Regions from separate parts of the Homo sapiens genome. Here region 2 is linked to region 1. The links are chromatin loops, found by intact Hi-C in ENCODE. Cell type or tissue: HepG2. All regions are shown on one strand. Links, peaks and the distances in the headings refer to the core of each region. The heading gives the core; the rest is flanking DNA.

Region 1 (8,331 bases), core at 23-8,022:
AAAGGATCAAATTCTTAGACTTAACCAGACATTAATAGATTAGACTCTACAAGCACTTTATCCCAGGGGATCTAATATGCCCATTACAAACTGGGATACATGTTAAAACTACAAAAGGAAGAAACAGTAGAAATAATGGTAATAACCTAATACCCCATGTAACATGTTTCCAAATCCTTTCCCATCCATTACAGTCTAAATTGAGTCTTTAATTTTTAAAAAGTGAGAAATCAGTATCTTACATTATAGTGTGTATCTTTTGCAAAGCTCTCTCAAATCCATTTTGACTCTAATTGTGTTTCTGATTAAAAATAATAACAGTGAGAAAGATGTTCAAATAAATCTATATCCTCTGCACAGCACTGCTGCACACCTACAGAATAACTTCCTACACTCTATAACCTACCACACCATTACTGTTGGAGCTTTCCATAAATACTACATTTCAATTCTATTCTTAAAATACTCTTTATCTCACGGGTGAGTATCCTTGACACCACATAAGTATAGAGACTGTTATTTCTGCTTACATTAGAAAAAATAACTGATTCTAAATTAGCCATATTTAAAAGGAAAAAGGGCATAAATTTTTAAATCCATGAATTCAAAATTTTAATTTTCACCAATTATATTCTATGAAAGCAAGAAACCAAGTAGAGCTGACTCACTGGTATAGATCCTACCATGGTAAAGAGATGGTTAAAAGGAAAAGAAAGCATTTATTTATCAGAGTTTGCAGTCATTTTATAGAGATGTGATTAATGTTTCTGAGCAAATAATGTATTTAATTTTTTTTTTTTTTTTGAGATGGAGTCTCACTTTGTCGCCCAGGCTGGAGTGCAGTGGTGCGATCTCAGCTCACTGCAAGCTCCGCCTCCTGGGTTCACGCCATTCTCCTGCCTCAGCCTCCTGAGTAGCTGGGACTACAGGCGCCTGCCACCACGCCCGGCTAATCCTTTTTTGTATTTTTAGTAGAGACTGGGTTTCACCGTGGTCTCGATCTCCTGACCTCGTAATCCACCCACCTCAGCCTCCCAAAGTGCTGGGATTACAGGCATGAGCCACCATGCCCGGCCCAGATGTATTTAATTTTAGCTAAATAGGTAGTGAGCATCTATCTCCTTGTCTTCCTGGAATGTCTTCCCCTTTCTTTAGTTAAAATAACCTCAACTCTCCTTGTGAGTCCGTCCCCATTCTATATGGTCTTTATAGAAATCTCAATTGAGAACAATACACACACACACACACACACACACACACACACACACACACCCCTAAGGGGTAGGCAAATTACTCACGGTCAATCATATGCTCAGTCCAGGAAATTTGAATCTTATGACAGGAGAATTAAACCAGTTGGTGCAGTCTTTGAGACCATGGTTACCTAAACAAACATCTATTAGGTGGTTTCTGGAGCTTAGATCCTCTCGGCTCAGCCTTCAAAGCCTAGTTGTTCAGCATCTTCTGTGCCTATATGTTTCCAAGTGCTGTGCCTATGTTTATGTAACCTATCTTTTTCACTCAATATTATGGGTACCTTCCCAGATTGGTTGCTATAAATGCATGTCATCACTTTCAATGGCTGCATGCAAGGAAGGTAATATAATCCATTTAAATAATTCCTTGTCTAAGGTTATTTCCTATTCTTTACTATGTACATATATCTGTTCTAACATTTCCTACTATTTCTTCAGAATAAATTCCTACTAAATGTGGACTTTCTGGGTAGAAGGCTATGCACACTTTGCATTGTGATATCTAACAGCAGCTATCTGGACTGAGTGCATCAATGTCTACATAGGCTATCTGAGAGGACATACCTCCCTTCATCTGCACCAGCACCGAGAATTACCATCATCCTTATCATTCCCTTTCCACACCAGGAGATGCCCAAATAATAAGATCAGCAAGAGAAGGAACAGCAGAAGTCATCATAACATGATACTTTATATTAAACTTTACCAAATCATTTCAAATCCATAAAGGACTAAATTGGGTCTAGGCCGGGTGCGGTGGCTCACACCTGTAACCCCAACACTTCGGGAGGGCAAGGCAGGAGGATCCCTTGAGCCCAGGAGTTCAAGACCAGCCTGGGCAACATAGTGAGGCTTCATCCCTAAAAAAAAAAAAAAAAAATTTAATTGACCAGGTGTGGTGATATGTGCCCGTAGTCCCAGCTACTCAGAAGGCTAAGGGAGGAGGATTGCTTGAACCTGGGAGGCCAGGCTGCAGTAAGCATGATCGCACCACTGCACTCCAGCCTGGGTGACAAAGTAAGACCCTGTCTCCAAAAAAATAAAAAAATTGTGTCTAAATTATATTGCCAACATAATCACTGAAAAATGCTGTCTTAAGTCTGCTCAGGCTGCGATAAAACCATAAACTGAGTGGCTTAAACAACAGAAATTTATTTTGTTTCTTTTATGTTTTTAGTTTTTTTATTATTATTTAAATAAAAAATAAATAAATAGAGACAAAGTCTCGCTATGTTGCCCAGGCTGGTCTCAAACTCCTGTGCTCAAGTGATCGTCTCACCTCAGCCTCCCAAAGTGCTAGGACTACAGGCATGAGCCACCATGCCCGGCCACAACAGAAATTTATTTCTCGAAGTTCTGGAGGCTAAAAGTCTAAGATCAAGGTACCAGCAAGGTAGGTTTCATTCTCAGGCTTTTTTTCCTCCCTTGTAGGCAGCTGCCATCCTGCTGTGTGCTCACATGGGGAGAAAAAAAGCAAGCCTCCTGGTGTCTCTTCTTCTAAGGACACTAAGCCCATATGAAGGCCCCACACTCATGACCTCATCTAACCTTAATTACCTCCTACAGACCCCACTTCCAAATACTATCACATTGGGACTTAGGGCTTCAACATATGAACGGGGGTAGGGGGACTCAAACACTCAGTCCACAACAAATGGTATCTACTTTAGCTCTGAATTCTATTTATTTAATGACTAGTAAAACTGAACATTTTGTTTATTGCACATTTAGGTTTTTTTTCTTTTAAAAATGGTCTGCTCTGATTTCATGTCTGAAACAGAAAGTATACAGGACGAACCTGAAACATCTCATCATATCGTAAAGCAAGGAAGCTATGAGATTACTAGAGACGTGTCAGAAGGACTCAGGTGCCAGCCTAAATAAGCCTACACTGCCCAAAGAGGGAGCAATTTGAGCATCGAAAGGACAGTAACTGCAATGGACTGAAACACACCACGTATGCTAAAATAGGCGTTCATAATGTTATGCGAAAAAATTTAAAACCCTCAACCATCACCACTGGAGGATGCTAGGGGACCAAATCATAACTTTGAAAACTGGTAAATCAAGGGAAATAATCAGACACTTTTCAAACCCTTCCTATACACTCTATACCTCAAGGTAACCAAATAATTGACAAAGGAGAATTTCTACACACACACACACACACACACACACACACACACACACACCTATTTCAGCTAATAACTAAATGACAGGATGTAACCATATTGTAATCCCTCCTGAACTCATAGACCAAGTTAACATTCAAGAATGGTTGCTAGTATCACAAAAAGAAAGAAAGAAGACTTCCTGATGAAAATAATCCTGCCCTCACAAAAAAATAAAATTGGATTCTTTTGATTTAGCCTCTACAATGAACTACCAATGTACAGGAAACACAAGAAATAAAATAACATATTTTACATTACAAGGATGCAAAGAATAAAATTCAGTTTCTTCAATAAAGAGTTGCAAAGAAAAAAAAAGATAGAGAACCTATAGGTTAAAAGAGACTTTAAACCATCCAACTGCAATGTATGGACCTTATTTGCATCTTAATTCAAACAATCATATATATATATATGATATGATATAAACACACACACACACACGTACACGCCCATACACACACATACATACACACAAATATATACTGCAGTCAAGGAGTATTGATTGGATATCTGATGATACTAAGAAAAAATTTTTAAGGTAAGATAATAGTATTGTAATTATTTTAAGGGGTCTTTTTCTTTTGGAGACATGTACTAAAATATTTACAGACAAAATTATATGACAGCTTGATTTGCTTTAAAATAATCCAAGTGGAGGGACGTGAGAGGTATTGCTCAAACAAAACTGGTAACGTTTTAAAATTGCCAAAGCTGGGCAAGATACAGTGCTTTATTACACCAGTCTCCACTGTTAGCAATGTTTTAAAATTTCCATGATAGGCCGGGTGCGGTGGCTCACGTCTGCAATCCCAGCACTTTGGGAGGCCGAGGCGGGCGGATCACGAAGTCAGGAGTTCGAGACCAGCCTAGCCAACATAGTGAAACCCTGTCTCTACTAAAAACAACAAAAAAATTAGCCGGGTGTTGTGGTGGGCACCTGTAATCCCAGCTACTTGGGAAGCTGGGGCAAGGAGAATCACTTGAACCCGGGAGGCGAAGGTTGCAGTGAGCCAAGATTGCGCCACTGCACTCCAGCCTGGGCGACAGTGAGCAGCAGGGTGGAGTTTCAGTGCCTGTGCTGTGTGGAGTGAAGTGAACCGGTACGGCCAGAACAGCAACTTCCTGTGTGCTCTCAAGCCTGTCAATAAGATACTGCAGATCCACAAAGATGATGTAACTGGCCTGCATTGTAAAGTGATATGCCTTATCCAGAAAGGAAGTTTCAGAGAAGCCTTGAATGTCATCAATACTTGCACCAAACTGTTAGCCAATAACTCTCTCTCCTTTGAAAAGGCATATTGCGAGTACAGGCTCAACAGAATTGAGAATGTCTTGAAGACAGTAGAAAGTACCAACCGGCAGACAGACAAACTGAAGGAGCTTTATGGATAAGTGTTACACCGTTTGGAACACTATGATGAATGCTTAGTGGCATAAAGAGATCTCGTCCGAAACTCCCACGATGCTTATGATGAGGAGAGGAAAACAAACCCTTCAGCAGTTGTTGCAGCTCAAAGCAATTGGGAAAAAGTGGCTCCAGAGAGCCTGGGCTTCCAAGAAGGCACACATGAGCTGTGCTAAACACTGCATGTGCACTGATAGACCACGGCCAGCTGAACCAGGCCATGAACATCCTACAAAAAGCTGAAGGTCTTTGCCACCATTCATTATCAGAAGACACTGATGAGACTGAGGAAGACCCACAGGCAGGACTGGCCATCACTTATGGTCAGATGGCCTATATTCTGCAGCTTCAGGGTCAAACAGAGGAGGCTCTGCAACTTTACAATCAAATACTACTACTAAAACCAACGGATGTAGGGTTACTAGATGTAATTGCAAATAACATCATTACCATTAACAAGGACCAAAATGTCTTTGACTCCAAGAAGAAAGTGAAATTAACCAATGCGGAAAGAGTAGAGTTTAAGCTTTCCAAGAAACAACTACAAGCTATAGAATTTAACAAAGCTGGCCTGGCGCGGTGGCTCATGCCTGTAATCCCAGCACTTTGGGAGGCGGAGGCAGGCAGATCACAAGGTCAGGAGTTCGAGACCAGCCTGGCCAATACGGTAAAACCCCGTCTCTACTAAAAATACAAAAATTAGCTGGGCGTGATGGTGCGTGCCTGTAGTCCCGGCTACTCGGGAGGCTGAGGCAGAAGAATCGCTTGAACCAGAGACGCAGAGGTTGCGGTGAGCCAAGGTCACGCCACTGCACTCCAGCCTGGGTGACAGAGCGAGACACCATCTCAAAAAAAAAACAATTTCACGCCTGACTGGTTTTGGTGGAGACGGGGTTTCGCTGTATTGGCCGGGCGGTCTCCAGCCCCTAACCGCGAGTGATCCGCCAGCCTTGGCCTCCCGAGGTGCCGGGATTGCAGACGGAGTCTCGTTCACTCAGTGCTCAATGGTGCCCAGGCTGGAGTGCAGTGGCGTGATCTCAGCTCACTACAACCTACACCTCCCAGCCGCCTGCCTTGGCCTCCCAAAGTGCCGAGATTGCAGCCTCTGCCCGGCCGCCACCCCGTCTGGGAAGTGAGGAGTGTCTGCCTGGCCGCCCATCATCTGGGATGTGAGGAGCCCCTCTGCCTGGCTGCCCAGTCTGGAAAGTGAGGAGCGTCTCCGCCCGGCCGCCATCCCATCTAGGAAGTGAGGAGCGCCTCTTCCCAGCCGCCATCACATCTAGGAAGTGAGGAGCGTCTCTGCCCGGCCGCCCATCGTCTGAGATGTGGGGAGCGCCTCTGCCCCGCCGCCCCCTCTGGGACGTGAGGAGCGCCTCTGCCCGGCCGAGACCCCGTCTGGGAGGTGAGGAGCGTCTCTACCCGGCCGCCCCATCTGAGAAGTGAGGAGACCCTCTGCCTGGCAACCACCCCGTCTGAGAAGTGAGGAGCCCCTCCGCCCGGCAGCTGCCCTGACTGAGAAGTGAGGAGCCTCTCCGCCCGGCAGCCACCCGATCTGGGAAGTGAGGAGCGTCTCCGCCCGGCAGCCACCCCGTCCGGGAGGGAGGTGGGGGGTCAGCCCCCCCGCCCAGCCAGCCATGCCATCCGGGAGGGAGGTGGGGGGTTCAGCCCCCCGCCTGGCCAGCCGTGCCGACCGGGAGGGAGGTGGGGGGGTCAGCCCCCCGCCCGGCCAGCCGCCCCGTCCGGGAGGGAGGTGGGGGGGGTCAGCCCCCCGCCTGGCCAGCTGCCCCGTCTGGGAGGGAGGTGGGGGGGTCAGCCTCCACCCGGCCAGCCGCCCCGTCTGGGAGGTGAGGGGCGCCTCTGCCCGGCCGCCCCTACTGGGAAGTGAGGAGCCCCTCTGCCCGGCCAGCCGCCCCCGTCCGGGAGGGAGGTGGGGGGGTCAGCCCCCCGCCCGGCCAGCCGCCCTGTCCGGGAGGGAGGTGGGGGGGTCAGCCTTCCGCCCAGCCAGCCGCCCCGTCTGGGAGGTGAGGGGCGCCTCTGCCCGGCCGCCCCTACTGGGAAGTGAGGAGCCCCTCTGCCCGGCCAGCCGCCCGGTCCGGGAGGGAGGTGGGGGAGTCAGCCCCCCGCCCGGCCAGCCGCCCCGTCCGGGAGGTGAGGGGCGCCTCTGCCCGGCCACCCCTACTGGGAAGTGAGGAGCCCCTCTGCCCGGCCAGCCGCCCCGTCCGGGAGGGAGGTGGGGGGGTCAGCCCCCCGCCCGGCCAGCCGCCCTGTCCGGGAGGGAGGTGGGGGGGACAGCCCTCCGCCCGGCCAGCCGCCCCGTCTGGGAGGTGAGGGGCGCCTCTGCCCGGCCGCCCCTACTGGGAAGTGAGGAGCCCCTCTGCCCGGCCAGCCGCCCCGTCCGGGAGGGAGGTGGGGGGGTCAGCCCCCCGCCCGGCCAGCCGCCCCGTCCGGGAGGGAGGTGGGGGGGTCAGCCCCCCGCCCAGCCAGCCGCCCCGTCCGGGAGGGAGGTGGGGGGGGTCAGCCCCCCTGCCCGGCCAGCCGCCCCGTCCGGGAGGTGAGGGGCGCCTCTGCCCGGCCGCCCCTACTGGGAAGTGAGGAGCCCCTCTGCCCGGCCAGCCGCCCCGTCCGGGAGGGAGGTGGGGGGGTCAGCCCCCCGCCCGGCCAGCCGCCCTGTCCGGGAGGGAGGTGGGGGGGTCAGCCCTCCGCCCGGCCAGCCGCCCCGTCTGGGAGGTGAGGGGCGCCTCTGCCCGGCCGCCCCTACTGGGAAGTGAGGAGCCCCTCTGCCCGGCCAGCCGCCCGGTCCGGGAGGGAGGTGGGGGGGTCAGCCCCCCACCCGGCCAGCCGCCCCGTCCGGGAGGGAGGTGGGGGGGGTCAGCCCCCCTGCCCGGCCAGCCGCCCCGTCCGGGAGGTGAGGGGCGCCTCTGCCCGGCTGCCCTTACTGGGAAGTGAGGAGCCCCTCTGCCCGGCCAGCCTCCCCGTCCGGGAGGGAGGTGGGGGGGTCAGCCCCCCACCCGGCCAGCCGCCCCGTCCGGGAGGGAGGTGGGGGGGTCAGCCCCCCGCCCGGCCAGCCGCCCCGTCCGGGAGGGAGGTGGGGGGTGTCAGCCCCCCTGCCCGGCCAGCCGCCCCGTCCGGGAGGTGAGGGGCGCCTCTGCCCGGCCGCCCCTACTGGGAAGTGAGGAGCCCCTCTGCCCGGCCAGCCGCCCGGTCCGGGAGGGAGGTGGGGGGGTCAGCCCCCCGCCCGGCCAGCCGTCCCGTCCGGGAGGGAGGTGGGGGGGGTCAGCCCCCCGCCCGGCCAGCCGCCTCGTCCGGGAGGTGAGGGGCGCCTCTGCCCGGCCGCCCCTACTGGGAAGTGAGGAGCCCCTCTGCCCGGCCAGCCGCCCCGTCCGGGAGGGAGGTGGGGGGGTCAGCCCCCCGCCCGGCCAGCCGCCTCGTCCGGGAGGTGAGGGGCGCCTCTGCCCGGCCACCCCTACTGGGAAGTGAGGAGCCCCTCTGCCCGGCC
Region 2 (8,331 bases), core at 279-8,278, 150 kb before region 1:
CAAAATCCACATGAATGCTAAAGAACTTTGAGTACAGTGTAAGAGTTCCAAGGATGGGGTCTGATGTCAGACAAATGTGTATGAATTCTGGCTGCGGAACTACTAACTTGGGACTTTGAGCAAGTCTCACCCACAAATAGAGAGGTTGTGAGAAATAAAACAAAAACTGTCTGGCACACAGAAAGATTCAATAAGCGTTATGTATGATTATTTTTTACGTAAAGGTACACATATATGAAGTGCCTGATCTCCCAGCAGCTGGACTTGAAATATGCTCTCAGGCAGTATGGTCTGAGGCCAGCATTTACCACCACCAGTAAGTACACTTCACTGATTCTAACTCAAGTGTGGTCCTTGGACTAGCAGCAGCACCTGCGAGCTTGTTAAAATGCAGAACTTCAGGCTCTACTCCAGTTCCAGTGAATCAGGACCTGCATGTGAACAGGTATTTCACATACACATTGAAGTTTTCAAGGCAATGAACTAAAGGAGAACTAAAAGTCCAAATCATTGGCTGTAACATCATGTAAAATGCTGAAACAGAACTCAGCTGAGGATGAATGGCAAGTGCTTCCTTCCTCAGGTCACTGGATTAGCTGTTCAGCATCTGTAAAAACAAGTGAGATGAAAACTGCCAAGGGTTAGCAAGATAAGCCCATAAGGTCATTCACTGCCTAGAAACAACAATTCTTGCCTCTGCCCTTTTTTCTATTACTTCAAAAGTCCTAAAATAAACTACCAATCTTCAGACTCCTCACTACATTAGGATTTAATCTATATAGCTGCAAAACTGAGGCAGAGAAAAGCATCTATTTTATAAGTGAAAACATCAATCCCTGTAAAAGGAAGTTACTGGCAGTTGCATACACCTGTATCCACACAACGTTCACACACATACACACACAAATCCAGGCTCTTTCTCCCTCAGAAAATGTCTGACAACTCTAAGAGAAAAATAACCCGCACCTCAGACTAATACACTGGCTTGTCACTTAGGGAGTGGCAAAGTCATTTTACCAAAACAAAGCAAATACCAGTACACTGAGAGGTCACATTGGTTTTGTAATTTTGTCAAGGCATTTAAAGATAAGAAAATTCTATTAATGGAAAACAGTTTTATTGAATCTATAGTGGTGGTTCTTACAGAAGAACAATTGAATTTTGTACAAATTGCCTTTCCACCTTAACTAATTATACTAAGCTGCTGTCTCCTATGACCACCTCCTCCACCTCAGAAAGTCTTTTTTAAAAATTAGTAAGAAGGGAAAGGCTGGCATTTGCAGCAATGCAGGCCAGTGCTAAACAGAAGCATCCTCTGACTTCATCGTGAGGTGGAGGCCTTCAAAACCCCAGTGGACAGAGTAAGTGCCCATGCTCCTTCCTCATAGGGCTCACTCCTTAAGGGTAGTGAACTGGGTGAGGGCTGGAGCTTACTCCAGAGATCACAGTGGGTGGGTGAGGAGGAGGGGGAAAGGGGGGACATTGTGAACTAGCCAACAGGAGCCTGCTTGCTCTGGTTGGTAGCTTGGTTTGGAGAACTGCTAAATCTCTTCCCACACCTTGTATGTACTAGGGGATTTATAGTACACAGATAGACTAATGACTGTGGGTTCCAAAAGTATCAGCCACAGTACCCGCTGAAAGAGGCAAAAGGCCTATGGCTGGTATGCTGGGGGCACCAGGTACCTGAGGCATCAGCCCTGCACTGCTAGTGTCTATGGGAGAAAGGCCCAGCACAGACCTATTGTTTTATGGTGCTGTCCTCACTGCCTTACAAAACATCTGTATCTATCCTGTTTTCAGCCTTTTTACTTTCAAATTTCCATAATATATGAAAAAATAGGAGGCCATTAATATATTTTATATACCAAAATAAACCTACTATTTTCAATTAGGTAGGAGCTTAAGATTGCCAATCTACAGAAGCTACATCAGAATTTCACCTTGGCCCAGCTCACCTGTAACTCATACCAGCCCCAGGAACAGGTAAATTGGTTTTGCAGGGTTGAGGCTAAAGGATGACACCACTATCAATCACGAAGAGGCTATGTTTTGCTGCAATGACAAACAATGCCCCAGATCTCACTGGCTTAAAATAGCCAAGGCTTATTTTTTAATCATGCTTCACGGCCACGTGGGCCGGCTGAGGCTCTGTTCTACACTATCTTCACTCAGGCACATGAGTGGGAGAGCCTTTAGTACAGGGGTGTCCAATCTTTTGGTTTCCCTGGGCCACACTGGAAGAAGAATTGTCTTGGGCCACACATCAAAAACAATAGCTGATGACAAAAAACAAACAAACAAACAAACAAAACACCTAACAATAGCTGATGACCTAAAAAAAAAAAATTGCAAAAAAAACTCAATGTTTTAAGAAAGTTTACGAATTTGTGTTGGGCTGCATGAGGCCCACAGGTTGGACAGACTTGCTCTAGTACCTCTTCTGCAGTACCAGGAAGAGGGAGAATGGACACTCAGGCAGAGATTTACAAGGTCTCCACGCATACTCTATTGGACAAGGCCAATTAGCTAAAAACATCTAACCTGACAGGAAAGGAGAAGTGTGATGGTATCCTGTGCCTGGATAGGGGAGAACTAGACAAGTCAGAGTAACAGCACAAGTGACCACATGCTTCCATCCCAGATTCCAGCAGGTACCTGTGACCCTGGCCAGGACTGACCCTTGCCCCTCACTCAAGGGAGTTTCCATAAACTGCTGTCAGATGGACAGACACTTGCTGGTGGTGGTCTTCCAGGGCCATTTCCCATGGATTCCCTCTGGTTGCTCACTACCTGGTTGTCTGTTTCTGCCTAAAATTCACCTTACTATTGAAAATCTCTCTCCTGCTGAGCAAACCTTCTCACCTTCCATAACTGCATCAGCTATTCAATCTCATCATGATCCACTTCCCCACATCCCTAGTTAATGTCATGTAAAACCACGCAGCCCGCCTCTTCCAGCTGCACTCTCATCAGATTACACAGAATAGCCTCCACCGATTTCTCGGGATTCCGAGTGCCAGAACTTGGGGGGAAAGTACATACATTTCTTTAGGGAAGTTAAACCTTTCCTCCTTGTGACTATTTAAATGAAATATCTTAAGTTATATTACAATGTGTATGTATCTGTATAGAAAGCAGCCTAAGAGACATCAATCTGTAAACACTGGTTATTTCTAGGAAGTGGGGTTATGATGGAGTTTTACCTTCTTTTTATGCATTTTACACTTTAAAAATATATATTATTTATATGCTTTCATATATGTAATTACATAAAAATTAGAGAATGCTACATTAAATTCTGTCCATTTGGTATATTTTCTGAGGATCAACTTCATACTAATTAATTCCTTGTATATATATTATTTCCTCCACACTACCTTCTTAAAGTACTGCACCTGAGGTAAGGAAACCAAAAGTTGATTATGTTACTTATTTGATTTGATAAAATGGACCACTGCCTCAAAGAAAACACGCACGGTTTAAGCTCTGTGTAAATATTTCTTCATTGCCTGACTGAATTGCTTTTACGCAAGGGTGATACTAGCCGAGAGAATGCAAGTGACAAGCTGACAAAGAGAGCAGGACAAAAAAGAAGAGCCAACCTGGGTTCTGCCCTCGACATGAGAGAATAGAGGTTGGGGAGAGGAAATACAAAGAACAACAATAATAATAATGGCAGCTAATATTTACTAGGTACAAACACTCTGCTTGGTTCTCTACTAACATTATTGCATATATTTTCTCATTGAACTACGAAGATTATTCAAAATAGCAGGAACTATTTTCCCTACTTTTAGCACTGAGAAAACTGAGGCACAGGAAAATTTCATAATCACAGCTGTTAAATGGTGGAGCCAGGCAATCTGGGTCAAGAGCTCATGGCCCTTAGCATTACACTAACTCACTCGACATCGTATTTCATATTAACTCTAGGAGGACTGTGCAACGTATAAAAATACCAAACCATAGCAAAATCCAGCATAAAACAGAATTGTAGTACATCTTTGAAAAATGACAGACTTCTAAACTTTGAGGCAACGGAAAAAAAAAAATCAAAGAAAAACAGGCTCAACTAGAACTGCATAAATTTAGGTCTGTGGTAGACACTCGTTGTTTCCACATGTTCCCACTCTTGGCTTCCACAACAGAAACAGTGACCCCTAGTCCATCCCAGGTGCTTCTGCCATGACCCCCCCCCCGCCCATCACTTTACCTCAGGGCCAGCCAGCTACATGGAGGACTATGACTCAGGCCAGCCAATCAGGTCTTCCTTTTTTTTTTTTTTTTAGACAGAGTTTTGCTCTTGTTGCCCAGGCTGGAGTGAAATGGCACGCTCTCAGCTCACCACAACCTCCGCCTCCCAGGTTCAAGCGATTCTCCTGCCTCAGCCTCCTGAGTAGCTGGGATTACAGGCAAGTACCACCATGCCCAGCTAATTTTTGTATTTTTAGTAGAGATGGGGTTTCTCCATGCTGGTCAGGCTGGTCTCAAACTCCCGACCTTAGGTGATCCGCCTGCCTCAGCCTCCCAAAGTGCTGGGATTACAGGCATGAGCCACCGTGCCCGGCCAGGTCTTCCATACTTCTACTGACAGTGACTGTTCCAAGGAGTGAGCCACTGGAATCACTGCTGAAATTTTACAGATCAACCCAGGGAAACATGGGATGGTATGGTTTGAATATTTGTCCCCTCCAAAACTCATGATGAAATGTAATCCCCTGATATGATTTGGATTTGTGTCCCCGCCCAAATCTCATGTCAAATTGGAGGAGGGACCTGGTGGGAGGTGACTGGATCATGGGGGCGGATTTCCCTCTTGCTGTTCCCATGACAGTGAGTTCTCACGAGATCTGATGATTTAAAAGTGTGTGGCACTTCCTGCTTGGGTCTCTCTCTTCTACCACCATGTGAAGAACCTTCCTTCCCCTTTGCCTTCCAACTGCATGATTTCAAGTATCCTGAGGCCTCCCAGTCATCCTTCCTATTAAGCCTGTGGAATTGTGAGGCAATTAAATCTCTTTTCTTCATAAATTACCCTGCCTCAGGTAGTTCCTTTTTTTTTTTTTTTTTTTTTTTTTTTTGAGACAGAGCCTTGCTCAGTTGCCCAGGCTGGAGTGCAGTAGCACAATCTGGGTTCACTGCAAGCTCCGCCTCCCGGGTTCACGCCATTCTCCTGCCTCAGCCTCCCAAGCAGCTGGGACTACAGGCGCCCGCCACCACGTCCGGCTAATTTTTTTTTTGTATTTTTAGTAGAGACAGGGTTTCACCATGTTAGCCAGGATGGTCTCGATCTCCTGACTTCGTGATCTGCCCGCCTCAGCCTTCCAAAGTGCTGGGATTACAGGTGTGAGCCACCGCGCCCAGCCATGCAGGTAGTTCTTTATAGCAGTATAACAATGGAAGTAATACAGAAAATCGGTACCAGGAGTGGGGCATTGCTATGAAGATACCTGAAAATGTGGAAGCGACTTCGAAACTGGGTAATAGGCAAAGGTTAGAACAGTTTGGAGGGCTCAGAAGACAGGAGGATTGTGGGAAAGTTTGGAACTTCCTAGAGACTTGCTCAACAGTTTTAACCAAAATGCTGATAGTGATACCGACAATAAAATCCAGGCTGAGGTTGTCTCAGATGGAGATGAAGAACTTACTGGGAAATGGAGCAAAGGTAACTCTTGCTATGCTTTAGCAAAGAGACTGGAGGCATTGTGCCTCTGCTCTAGGGAACTGTGGAACTTTGAACTTGAGAGAGATGATTAGGGTATCTGCCAGAAGAAATTTCTAAGCAGCAAAGCAGTCAAGATGTAGCCTGGCTGCTCCTAACAGCATGAAGTCATATGTGTTCATAAAAAGATGGTCTGAAAATGGAACTTATGTTTAAAAGGGAAGCAGAGCATAAAAGTTTGGAAAAATTGCAGTCTGGCCATGTGGTAGAAAGGAAAAACCCATTTTCTGGGGAGAAATTCAAGCTGCCAGCTATAGAAATTTGCATAAGTAAAGAGGAGCTGAATGTTAATCGCCAAGACGATGGGGAAAATGTCTCCAGGTCATTTCAGATATTTTCCCTGCAGCCCGTCCTATCACAGCTCTGGAGGCCTAGGAAGAAAAAATGAATTAGTGGGCTGGGCCCAGGGTCCCTGCTGCTCTGTGCAGCCTTACGACATGGCACCCTGTGTCCCAGCCGCTCTAGCTCCAGTTGTAGCTAAAAGGGGCCAAGGTACAGCTCAGGCTGTTGCTTCAGAGGGAACAAGCCCAAAGCCTCAGTAGCTTCTATATGATGTTGGGCCTATGGGTGCACAGAAGGCAATAGTTGAGGTCTGGAAACCTCTGCCTAGATTTCAGAGGATGTATGGAAATGCCTGGATGTCCAGGGAGAAGTCTGCTGCAGGAGTGGAGCCCTTATGGAGAACCTTTACTAAGGCAATGTGAGGGGAAATGTGGGGTTGGAGCCCACACAGAGTCCCCACTGGGGCACTGCCTGGTGAAGCTGTGAGAAGAGGGCCACCATCCTCTAGACCCCAGAATGGTAGGTCCACCGACAGCTTGTACCATGTACCTGAAAAAGCCACAGACACTCAACACCAGTCCATGAAAGCAGCCATGGGGGCTGTACCCTACAGAGCCACAGGGGCAGACCTGCCCAAAGCCTTGGGAGCCCACCTCTTGCATCAGCATGCCCTGGATATGAGACATGGAGTCAAAGGAGATTATTTTGGAGCTTTAAGATTTAATGGCTGTTCTGCTGGGTTTCAGTCTTGCATGGGGCCTGTAGCCCCTTTGTTTTGGCCAATTTTTCCCATTTGGATCAAGAGCATTTACCCAATAAATGTACCCCCACTGTATCTTGGAAGTAACTCACTTGTTGTTGATTTTTTTTTTTTTTTTAAATACAGACAGAGTCTCACTCTGTCACCCAGGCTGGAGTGCCTGTAATCCTAGCTATTCAGGAGGCTGAGGCAGGAGAATCGCTTGAACCCAGAAGGTGGAGGTTGCAGCAAGCCGAGATCACGCCACTGCACTCCAGCCTGGCAATGGAGCGAGACTCCATCTCAAAAAAAAAAAAAAAAAAAAAAAAAGAAATACAAATTTAAACAATAGGTACAGTGGCAGTGTAGGAAGGTGGCGGTGTACCCAGCATTCAATCCCAAAATGCTTCACCACTCAGCCGCCATAGTCCCCTCAAAATCCCCTTCGTCTGCCTCTGCTGATTTCCACCCCTTGTAGTCAGCATCAGCTGTGTGACCTGAGGCTGGCCCCTGAGATGTGAGCAGATATCTGCTGACACCACCCTATCCTGCTTTCTCCTGCCTTTAACACTATGGTCGAGCTATGGCAGTCATCTTGTGATTATGAGAAAAAAGCCGGGAGAATCAGAGATGCTGCCTTGAGCTTATGACAAATGGTAGCAGCCACCTGCCTCTGGGCTTCCTATTATGTGATTCAAATTCCTATTTGCATAAGCTACAGGTAGGCAAATATTCTGTTACTTCATGATGTGGTTTGGCTGTGTCTCCACCCAAATCTCATCTTGAATTCCCACGTGTTGTGGGAGGGACCTAGTGGGAGGTAACAGAATCATGGGGGCAGAATCATGGGGGCACTTCTTTCCCATGCTGTTGTCGTGATAGTGAATAAGTCTCATGAGATCTGATGGTTTTAAAAAGATTAGTTCCCCTGCACAAGCTCTCTCTCTTTGCTTGCTGCCATCCATGTAAGACATGACTTGCTCCTCCTTGCCTTCTGCTGTGATTGTGAGGCCTCCCTAGCCATGTGGAATGGTAAGTCCATTAAACCTTTCTTTTGTAAACTGCCCAGTCTAGGGTATGTCTTTCGTTTTCAGCAGCATGAAAATGAACTAATACATTTCATTCATTTAACAGCGTGAAAATGGACTAATATACTTCATAACATTTAACATTATTTACTAAGTGCCTGCCACATTCCAGGCACTAAGAAAAAAGAAGTGAGCAAAGCAGAAAAGACCAGCTCTGGTGTGGCTTCCTTACATCTCAGAGGAAAGCATGCTTAGCCACTAGAGGTAACATTAGGTGGCTCTCCATAAGTAAAATGAATGACAATAACAACACAAAGTTATTGTAAGATATAACAGCCATATCTGATGCTAGCAAAGACATGATAAAACTTCTGTCTTCAAATACAGCAGTAAGCAAACAGGTGGCATGTACCAAAGTAGCCCGTCCCTATTCACAATTCATTCTCCTTAATTGAGGGATTCCATGTTTATGACACTAGGTATGAAACGTCATTTGAAAGCCCCTGCCACTCAGACTGCCCAGTCTATTTTAAATTTTGTCTTAGTGAAAAATGTCA

The links. Hi-C counts contacts between places; a loop is a spot of excess contacts. Peaks named below come from ENCODE experiments on the same cell type or tissue, not always from the same donor. Only the 100,000 strongest peaks of a DNase experiment are listed, where the experiment ranks them.
Region 2: it touches region 1 in a loop (2.7-fold over the local background); 12 of 110 quality-filtered maps call a loop at or near these places.

What each region holds. Positions count from the first base shown.
Region 1 is chr6:158,238,965-158,247,295 of GRCh38, reverse strand. It overlaps a transcript of TULP4 not described here and the pseudogene SRP72P2. Among named protein-coding and RNA genes, the nearest start is that of TULP4, 69 kb to the left of the region's middle. RefSeq lists enhancers at 4,324-4,373, 4,774-4,843, 4,954-5,063. In HepG2, for the core only: no CTCF peak of the experiment used is centred there; a DNase peak (open chromatin) is centred at 4,555.
Region 2 is chr6:158,391,540-158,399,870 of GRCh38, reverse strand. The region is part of intron 1 of TULP4 (TUB like protein 4); the gene reads right to left. Among named protein-coding and RNA genes, the nearest start is that of SNORA116, 73 kb to the right of the region's middle. In HepG2, for the core only: no CTCF peak of the experiment used is centred there; a DNase peak (open chromatin) is centred at 3,520.